2 separate regions of the Homo sapiens genome follow, and region 1 is linked to region 2. A link is an interaction called in ENCODE POLR2A ChIA-PET data of the cell type or tissue named here. Cell type or tissue: K562. All regions are shown on one strand. Links, peaks and the distances in the headings refer to the core of each region. The heading gives the core; the rest is flanking DNA.

Evidence for each region. Peaks named below come from ENCODE experiments on the same cell type or tissue, not always from the same donor. Only the 100,000 strongest peaks of a DNase experiment are listed, where the experiment ranks them.
Region 1: POLR2A ChIA-PET joins it to region 2 with 11 read pairs; 1 of 35 experiments calls an interaction of 5 or more read pairs at or near these places.

The regions. Positions count from the first base shown.
Region 1 is chr19:58,388,453-58,392,842 of GRCh38, reverse strand. The region is part of intron 2 of RPS5 (ribosomal protein S5); the gene reads right to left. Among named protein-coding and RNA genes, the nearest start is that of MIR10394, 2.7 kb to the left of the region's middle. In K562, for the core only: no CTCF peak of the experiment used is centred there; no DNase peak of the experiment used is centred there; H3K4me3 peaks cover 393 bases.
Region 2 is chr19:57,270,834-57,275,223 of GRCh38, reverse strand. The region is part of intron 2 of ZNF460-AS1 (ZNF460 antisense RNA 1); the gene reads left to right. Among named protein-coding and RNA genes, the nearest start is that of ZNF460-AS1, 7.3 kb to the left of the region's middle. RefSeq lists silencers at 1,869-2,163, 3,202-3,261. In K562, for the core only: no CTCF peak of the experiment used is centred there; a DNase peak (open chromatin) is centred at 2,043.

The sequences.
Region 1 (4,390 bases), core at 103-4,102, 1.1 Mb before region 2:
CAGGGGACTTGGATGTAAGCCCCATCCACCATGAGGAAAAAAACCCTGAACAGGTGACTTTACCAAGTCGCTAAAAAGTACACTTCCTTCGTAATGGAAGAGTGGGAATCTAAGGAGACTAGATTTTGGACCAGATAATTGTCTGGGGGGCTGTCCTGCACACTATAGGATGTTTAACAGCCATCTGGTATGCCACTGGCAACCCCTTCAGTTTTTTTTTTTTTGAGTCTCTCACTGTCACCCAGGCTGGTGTGCAGTGGTGCCATCTTAGCTCACTGCAACCTACGACTCCGAGGTTCAAATGGTTCTCCTGCCTCAACCTCCCGAGTAGCTAGGATTATAGGGGCCTGCCACCAAGCCTAGCTAGTTTTTTTGTATTTTTAGTAGAGACAGGTTTCACTATGTTGGCCAGGCTGGTCTTGAACTCCTGGCCTTGTGATCCGCCTGTCTTGGCCTCCCAAAGTGTTGGGATTACAGGCATGAGCCACTGCGCCTGGCCTAGTTTTTTTTTTCCCCCCCTTGAGGCTGAGTCTTGCTGTCACCCAGGCTGGAGTGCAGTGGCGCAACCTCGGCTCACTGCAACTTCTGCCTCCTGGGTTCAAGTGATTCTCCTGCCTCAGCCTCCTGAGTAGCTGGAATTACAGGCACGCGCCACCAAGCCCAGCTAAATTTTTTGTACTTTTAATAGAAAAGGGGTTTCACTGTTTTGAGCAGGCTGGTCTCGAACTCTTGACCTCAAGTGATCTGCCTGCCTTGTGCTCCCAAAGTGCTGAAATTACAGGCATGAGCCACAGTGCCTGGCACCACCCCGGTCAGTTTTCACATCTAAAAATGTATCCAGGCATTGCTAAGTGTTCTCTAAGACAGGAAACCAACCACCCCAGAGTAGGAACCACAGTTTTTTGGTTTTTTGTTTTTTGAGATGGAGTCTCACTGCCTTCCAGGCTGGAGGGCAGTGGTGCAATCTTGGCTCACTGAAACCTCCGCCTCCCAGGTTCAAGCAATTCTCCTGCCTCAGCTTCCTGAGTAGCTGGGACTACAGGTGCATGCCACCATGCCAGGCTAATTTTTGTATTTTTAGTAGAGCTGGGGTTTGGACATGTTGGCCAGGCTGGTCTTGAACTCTTGACCTCAGGTGATCCGTCCGCCTCAGCCTCCCAAAGTGATGGGATTACAGGCATAAGCCACTGCACCTGGCTGAGAACTTTTTTGTTTTTGGGTTTTTTGTTTGTTTGTTTTTGAGATGGAGTCTCACTCTGTCACCCAGGCTGGAGTGCAACGTTGCAATCTTGGCTCACTGCAACCTCCACCTCCTGGGTTGAAGCAATTCTCCTGCCTCAGCCTCCCAAGTTGCTGGGATTACAGACATGCGTCACCATGCTCAGCCCAGTTTTTTTTTTTTTTTTTTTTGAGATGGAGTTTCGCTCTTGTTGGCCAGGCTGGAGTGCAATGGCATGATTTCAGCTCATCCCAACCTCCACCTCCCAGGTTCAAGCGATTCTCCTGCATCAGCCTCCTAAGTAGCTGGGACAACAGGTGCACGCCACCATGCAAGGCTAATTTTTGTATTTTTAGTAGAGACGGGGCTTCACCATGTTGGCCAGGCTGGTCTCAAACCCCTGACCTCAGATGATCTGCCCGCCTCAGTCTCCCAAAGTGCTGGGATTACGGCGCCCGGCCCAGAACCACAGTTTTAAAACAATCATTTAACAAGTCTTCTTATACTTACATAGCCATCCCCACACAAAAATCTAGAAAAATGCCAAAAAGTTAACCTTGAGTATGTAAAGGGGAAGAAAGGAGCTATGTGCATTCGAAGGAGACTGCTGTTGATAGTTCCATTACAAAATGTACCCAAGGCCATTCTATCACTTGCCTCTGAGAATATACACAAAATACCTGTTTCTACAAATACAAGGAATGATGGGAAAAGAACACAGGACACTGAAACTCTCAGTACTATTTCATAGTCTGGCTGCAAGAAAAAAAAAACTCACAGTCTCGTGAAGGGCATTCACGCAGGGCTTTCACTATGCAGCAAAAAATTGCAAACACCAAATTCCCCAGGAAGGGTTTGGCCCAACAGTGGAGCCCTGCACAGGTGTTTAAAATACAGTGAACTCCCATTGATGTTTATTTCCCTAGTGGAACAGGCACTTAACAAACGTTTAATAGATCAAGGAGTTCAAGGCCAGCCTGGCCAACATGGTGAAACCCTGTCTCTACTAAAAAGACAAAAATTAGCCAGGTGTGGTGGCATGCACCTGTAGTTCCAGCTACTAGGGAGGCTGAGGCAGGAAAATCACCTGAACCTAGGAGGTGGAGGTTGCAGTGAGCCGAGATCGTGCCACTGCACTCCAGCCTGGGTGACAGAGCGACTCCATCTCAAAAAAAAAAAAAAAAAAAAAAAAAAAAAGTAACAGTGGCCAGTGTGGCCCACAAAGTCTAAAACATTATCTGGGCCTATAATGAAAATGTTTGTGGGCTGGGCGCAGTGGCTCATGCCTATAACCCCAGCACTTCGGGAGGCTGAGGCAGGAAAGTCGCATGACCCTGGGGAGGCAGAGGTTGCAGTGAGCCGAGATCGCACCACTGCACTCCAGCCTGGGAGGCAGAGAGAGACTCTGTCTCACAAATAAATAAATAACGCCAGGCGTGGTGGCTCATGCCTGTAATCCCAGCACTTTGGGAGGCTGAGGCAGGCTGATCACCTGAAGTCAGGAGTTAAGAGACCAGCCTGACCAATATGATGAAACCCTGTCTCAACTAAAAATAAAAAAATTAGCTGGGTGCGGTGGCATGTGCCTGTAATCCCCGCTACTTGGGAGGCTGAGACAGGAGAATCGCTTGAACCCAGGAGGCAGAGGTTGCAGTGAGCCAAGATCGCACCATTGCACTCCAGACTGGGCGACAAGAACGAAACTCTGTCTCAAAAAATAAATAAATAATTAAAATGTGGCCGGGCAGATCATGAGGTCAGGAGTTCGAGACCAGCCTAACCAACATGGTGAAACCCCGTCTCTACTAAAAATACAAAAATTAGCCAGGCGTGGTGGTGTGCGCCTGTAATCTCAGCTACTTGGGAGGCTGAGGCGGGAGCATTGCTTGAACCCGGGAGGCGGAGGTTGTGGTGAGCTAAGATCGTGCCATTGCACTCCAGCCTGGGCAATAAGAGCGAAACTCCGTTTCAAAAAAATAAATAAATAAATAAACAAACAAAAAATAATAATAATATTTAAAATGTTTTTGGACCCCCCGAAATAAACCCCTGAAGGAAAGAAAAGCCAAGATCTACAAGATATTCAGAGTGAAAAACAAGGCTGAATTATCCATTAGGCATAGTGCCTAAGTCCCCTGACATCTTTACAGACAACAAAAAAGTTTTCATTCTTTATAAAACAAAAGGTAGCAGGTTTGGTGGCATGCATCTTTGGTCCCAGCTAGTTGGAGTCTAAGACAGGAAGATCCCCTGAGCCCAGGTGTATTGAGGCTGCAGTGAACTGTGATCACACCACTGCACTCCAGCCTGGGTGACAGAGAGTGATCTTATCTCAAAGATAAAACTTTAATGATTAAAAAAAAAGAGGAGGAAAGTGAATAAAGTGCAACCCAAGTTATATTCATCTTTATATCAATGCAGTCACAAAATATAATTTCAAACACTTTCTTTTAATGGAGGAAGGGCTCACAAAAGCTAAAGTTCTTAAGGCCCACAAAATTCTTAATGATGCCTTCATGGGGAGGGGAAAAAAAGGGTATGTGTAAAACCGTACGGAGTAGGAACAAAGTAGGACAACTCACACTTCCCAATTGCAAAACTTAATACAAAGCAAGAAAGTGTGGTACTGGCATAGAGACAGACATATAGACCAGTGGAATATAACTGAAAGTCTGTAATGAAACCCATACATCTGGGCCGGGCGCGGTGGCTCACGCCTGTAATCCCAGCACTTTGGGAGGCCGAGACGGGCGGATCACGAGGTCAGGAGATCGAGACCATCCTGGCTAACTCGGTGAAACCCTGTCTCTACTAAAAATAAAAAAAAAAAAATCAGCCAGGTGCAGTGGCGGGCACCTGTAGTCCCAGCTACTCAGGAGGCTGAGGCAGGAGAATGGTGTGAACCCGGTAGGCAGATCGCGTCACTGCACTCCAGCCCAGGGAACAGAGTGAGACTCCGTCTCAAAAAAAAAAAAAAAAAAAAAAAACTACGGCCAGCTGATTTATGACAAGTGGCCAAGGCCATTCAATTGAGGGAAAAAAAACATCTCTTTAGGAGATGGTACTGGATAACTGGATATTCACATGCAAAAGAATGACACTGGATGTTATGTATTTTACTACAAAAACAGTAACAAAAATACCATATGTGAGATGTGATGCTCCTTCTGG
Region 2 (4,390 bases), core at 148-4,147:
CCTCCTGAGTAGCTGGGACTACAGGCGTGAGCCACCACGCCCCACTAATGTTTTGTATTTTTAGTAGAAACGGGGTTTCATCATGTTAACCAGGATGGTCTTGATCTCCTGACCTTGTGATCCGCCCACCTCAGCCTCCCAAAGTGCTGGGATTATAGGTGTGAGCCACCGCACCCAGCCAGAAACTCCTGTTTTTAAAACTATCAGATCTGGTGAGACTCCTTCACTATCATAACAGCGCAGGAAAGACCCTGCCCCATAATTCAGTCACCCCCCACCGATCCCTCCCATGACAAATGAGAGTTGTGAGAGTTACAATTCAAGATGAGATTTGGGTGGGGACACAGCCAAACCATATCATATGGGGTCTCACTATGTTTCCCAGGCTGTCTGTGAACTCCTAGGCTCAAGTGATCCTTCGGCCTCAGCCTCCCAGGTAGCTGGGACTACAGGTGCACACCACCATGCCCAGCTTGGAAATCAAATTTCAACATGAGTTTTGGTGGAGACGAACTATTTCCAAATCTTAGTATCTCCCTTACCTTATTTGTATAAGACGGGATTCACAAAACACACATAGAAGCACTTACATTTGATTTTTAATATATGTATTGCTAAGGTGAGCACTTACTTGATTTTTCAGAAATTAAAACCAGTAATTAATAAGGCTCACCCATAAATAAACAAGGAGAAGAAACCAATCTTAAAGAAGAATTGCAAATAGTATACATAGATACCAACAGCCCCCTTCAGACAGTGGAGCTTTGTGGTCTTCCCCTTGAGTTGGCTGGATTTAGTGACTAATTGTGGAAAATGAAAACAGTAACTTGACAGGGGAAACCTGGCAGACAAGTACCTAACCAAGTGATCAAGGTTAGCATCACTTAAGTCATCTTTTTTTTTTTTTTTTTTGAGATGGAGTCTTGCTCTGTCTCCCAGGCTGGAGTGCAGTGGCGCAATCTCAGCTCACTGCAACCTCCGCCTCCCAGGTTCAAGCCATTCTCCTGCCTGAGCCTCTTGAGCAGCTGGGACTACAGTTGCACGCCACCACGCCCGGCTAATTTTTGTATTTTTAGTAGAGACGGGGTTTCACCATGTTGGCCAGGATGGTCTGGATCTCTTGACCTTGTGATCCACCCGCCTCGGCCTCCCAAAGTCCTGGGATTACAGGGCGTAAGCCACCGTGCCTGGTCCATTTTAGTCATCTTGACATCACGTAACACCTACTATGATGATACAAGGAGGACACTTTGCCAATCTGATGTTCTTCCCCTTAACCCACAATTCTAGACTAATAATGAAAAAATACCAGACAAATGCAAATTAAGGGACATTGCATTATGAGTACTCCAGAAGTATGTAGATCATGAAAAACAAGAAAAGACAGAGCAGCTGTCACAGATGGGAGAAAACTAAAGCGATGAGATGATTAACTGAAATGTGGTGTCCTGGACTGGATCCTGCAACTGGAGGACATTAGTGGAAAAAAACTGGTGAAATCCAAATACAGTGTGTAGTTCAGTTAGTAGTAGTAGTAGTATACCATGTTAATTTCTTAGCTTTGACAAATATGTCATAGGCTTATGAAGTATTAACATGAGGTGGAGCTGCATGAAGTTATATAGGAACTCTGTAATATCTTTGCTTCTTTACAGCTAAAATTGTCAGAAAATAAAAAGTTTAAAACAAAAAAAGCAAGGAGAGACTTCTGGCGTGACAGCATAAGGAGCTCTGTGGGCCTATTCCCCAACAAAACTGTTGAAAATTATTAAAAACAAAAATGAAAACAAAAAAAGTCGTGTCTCTGGAGATAGTCCTAAGGATATACATCAAATGAAAAAATATTTATTCAAGAGAATCTGTCCTTCTGTAAGAACTGCGAGAGTCTGTGGTATTTGAACCAAGACTATCTCTTTCCTTCAGCCCTCCCAGTTCAATGATATGGAAACTGTACTCTACAGTGTTGCAGACAAGAACACAGGGCTCTCCCTCTCAGCTTCCATACAGAGGGCTGTCTTCCCAGCAGGGTAGGATGTCAGCATTTCTTATCTTGCCACCAGAAACTTGCTGAGGCTAAATCCCTAGTGAGTGCAGCCCCAGAGGCAGGAGCTCCCTTCCTCCACCCATCCAGTGTTGGTGAGATGAAGGCCCTTCCTTGGGCATCATGATGCTGAGCACTGGGGATTCATCACACTTGCCCCACTGAAAGTCTGTAGTAGTGTACCATGACAGGGCAGCTGAAAAGACATGAGACCACTGGCCACCCGCTACCACTGAGCACTCAACCCTCAAAGCAGGATGTCAGAAGTGGGCCATTGTTCCCACTCCCAGCTTTAGAACCCAGATCCAGAGATACTGCCTGAGGGGACAAGCAGAGAGCCTGGAAAGAAACATGTGGAGGTACGCCAACCTGAGGTAGAACAAATATCAAACAGTTTGGGAACCCAAACAGCCTGATTTTTTTTTTTTTTTTTTTTGAGACGGAGTTTTGCTCTGTCACCCAGGCTGGAGTGCAATGGCGTGATCTCGGCTCACTGCAACCTCTGCCTCCTAGGTTCAAGCTATTCTCCTGCCTCATCCCAAGTAGCTGGGATTACATTTTTGTAGTTTTTAGTAGAGACAGGGTTTCACCATGTTGGCCAGGCTGGTCTCGAACTCCTGACCTCATGTGATCCACCCGCCTTGGCCTCCCAAAGTGCTGGGACTACAGGTGTGAGCCACCGTGTTCGGTCAAGCCTGATAAAAAGCTTTGGAGCAATTTATGCCTCTGGGTATTGTTGAAAGTGGTGTCATTCTGTACTCTCTTCTCAAACCACATCAGTGGTCTATAGTGGAAGAATCAAGAATACCAGGCTCTCTGGTTATGAAGGTAATATATGGGTTCCAACCCTAAAATTCATCTGGAATCTGCTGCTTCCTCTTCATCTCAAGTCTCACTTCATAGGGAATCCTTTCATAACTAGTGTTTGCTCCAGTCAGCTTCTCCTTTCATTCCTTCTCCCTTCATTCCTTTCATTCCTTCTCCTTTCATTCCTTGTAGCTTCTCCTTTCATTCCCTGTAGAATCTGTCTTGTTCTCATGGAGTCAGGAGCAGAAATACATCTCAGGGCCAAAACCATGACTTTCAGTCTTGAACTGGAAGTTTCCCCTGAAGCCATAGGCTGGTTGCTGAGAGAAGAGAAAGGGAAATGGCCTTAACAGCCAGGGGTGACCCCGCAGTCCTACAGTAACAGTCCTACAGTGGTGCCAGGAGACCATGGGGATTTCACAGCATTATTATAAAATCCACTCAACATTCACTCTACAAATACTTCTTAGAGAAGCTGAGGGAAGGCACTTTGCAAGATGATGTAAAAGATACAGTGTTGAGCCAGTGCCACCTGGATTGTAGACATGTGGTCCAGGTAATGAGTCTCAGCTTGTATCAACCATTCCCTTCTCATAGAGGCCTCTCCAGATCTCTTACTCTTTTTTTTTTCTTTTGAGATGGGGTCTTCCTCTGTAACCCAGGCTGCAGTACTGTAGCAGGGTCATAGCTCACTGCAGCCTCCACCTCCCAGGCTCATGTGATCCTCTCACCTCAGCCTCCTGAGTAACTGGGATCACAAGCCCACACCAACACACCCAACTAATTTTTTTTTTATTTTTTGTAGAGATGGGGTCTCACTGTGTTGCCCAGCTCCTCTCAAAACTCCTGGGCTCAAGTGCGGATCTCTTAATCTAAAGTAGCTCCTCCGGCCAGGTGTGGGGTCCTGTAATCCCAACACTTGGAGAAGCCGAGGTAGGAGGAACACTTGAGCCCAGGAGTTCAAGACCAGCCTGGGCAACATAGTGAGACCCCGTCTCTGTGAAAAATTTAAAAATTAGCCAGGCGTGGTGGTGGGTACCTATAGTCCTGGCTACTCGGGAGGCTGAGGGAGGAGGATCACTTGAGCCACGGCGGTTTAGGCTGCAGTGAGCCATGATTGTGCCACTGCATTCCAGCCCGGGCAACAGAGTGAGAGAACCTGTTTGTTTAAAAAATAATAACAATAATAAAAATTTTAAAGTAGTCCCTCACCCCAATATTACTCTGCTCTATTTTTCTTTAGGACATTCATAACCATTTGAAAATATATTTTTATATATTTACTAACTTTTAATTAATTAACTCAACAAGTACTTGACTATCTTGTGATAGGCTCTGCTCTAAACAGTGGAGATACAGAGCTGGGCCTGGTGGGTTTGTTCCTGTAGTCCTAGCTACTCAGGACACTGAAACAGGAGGATCGCTTGAGACCAGGAGTTTGAGACCAGCCTGGGCTATCTAGCGAAACCCTGTTTCTAAACAAAAAAACAAAAAGTCACAATGGAGACACATACATACCACACACACACACACACACACACA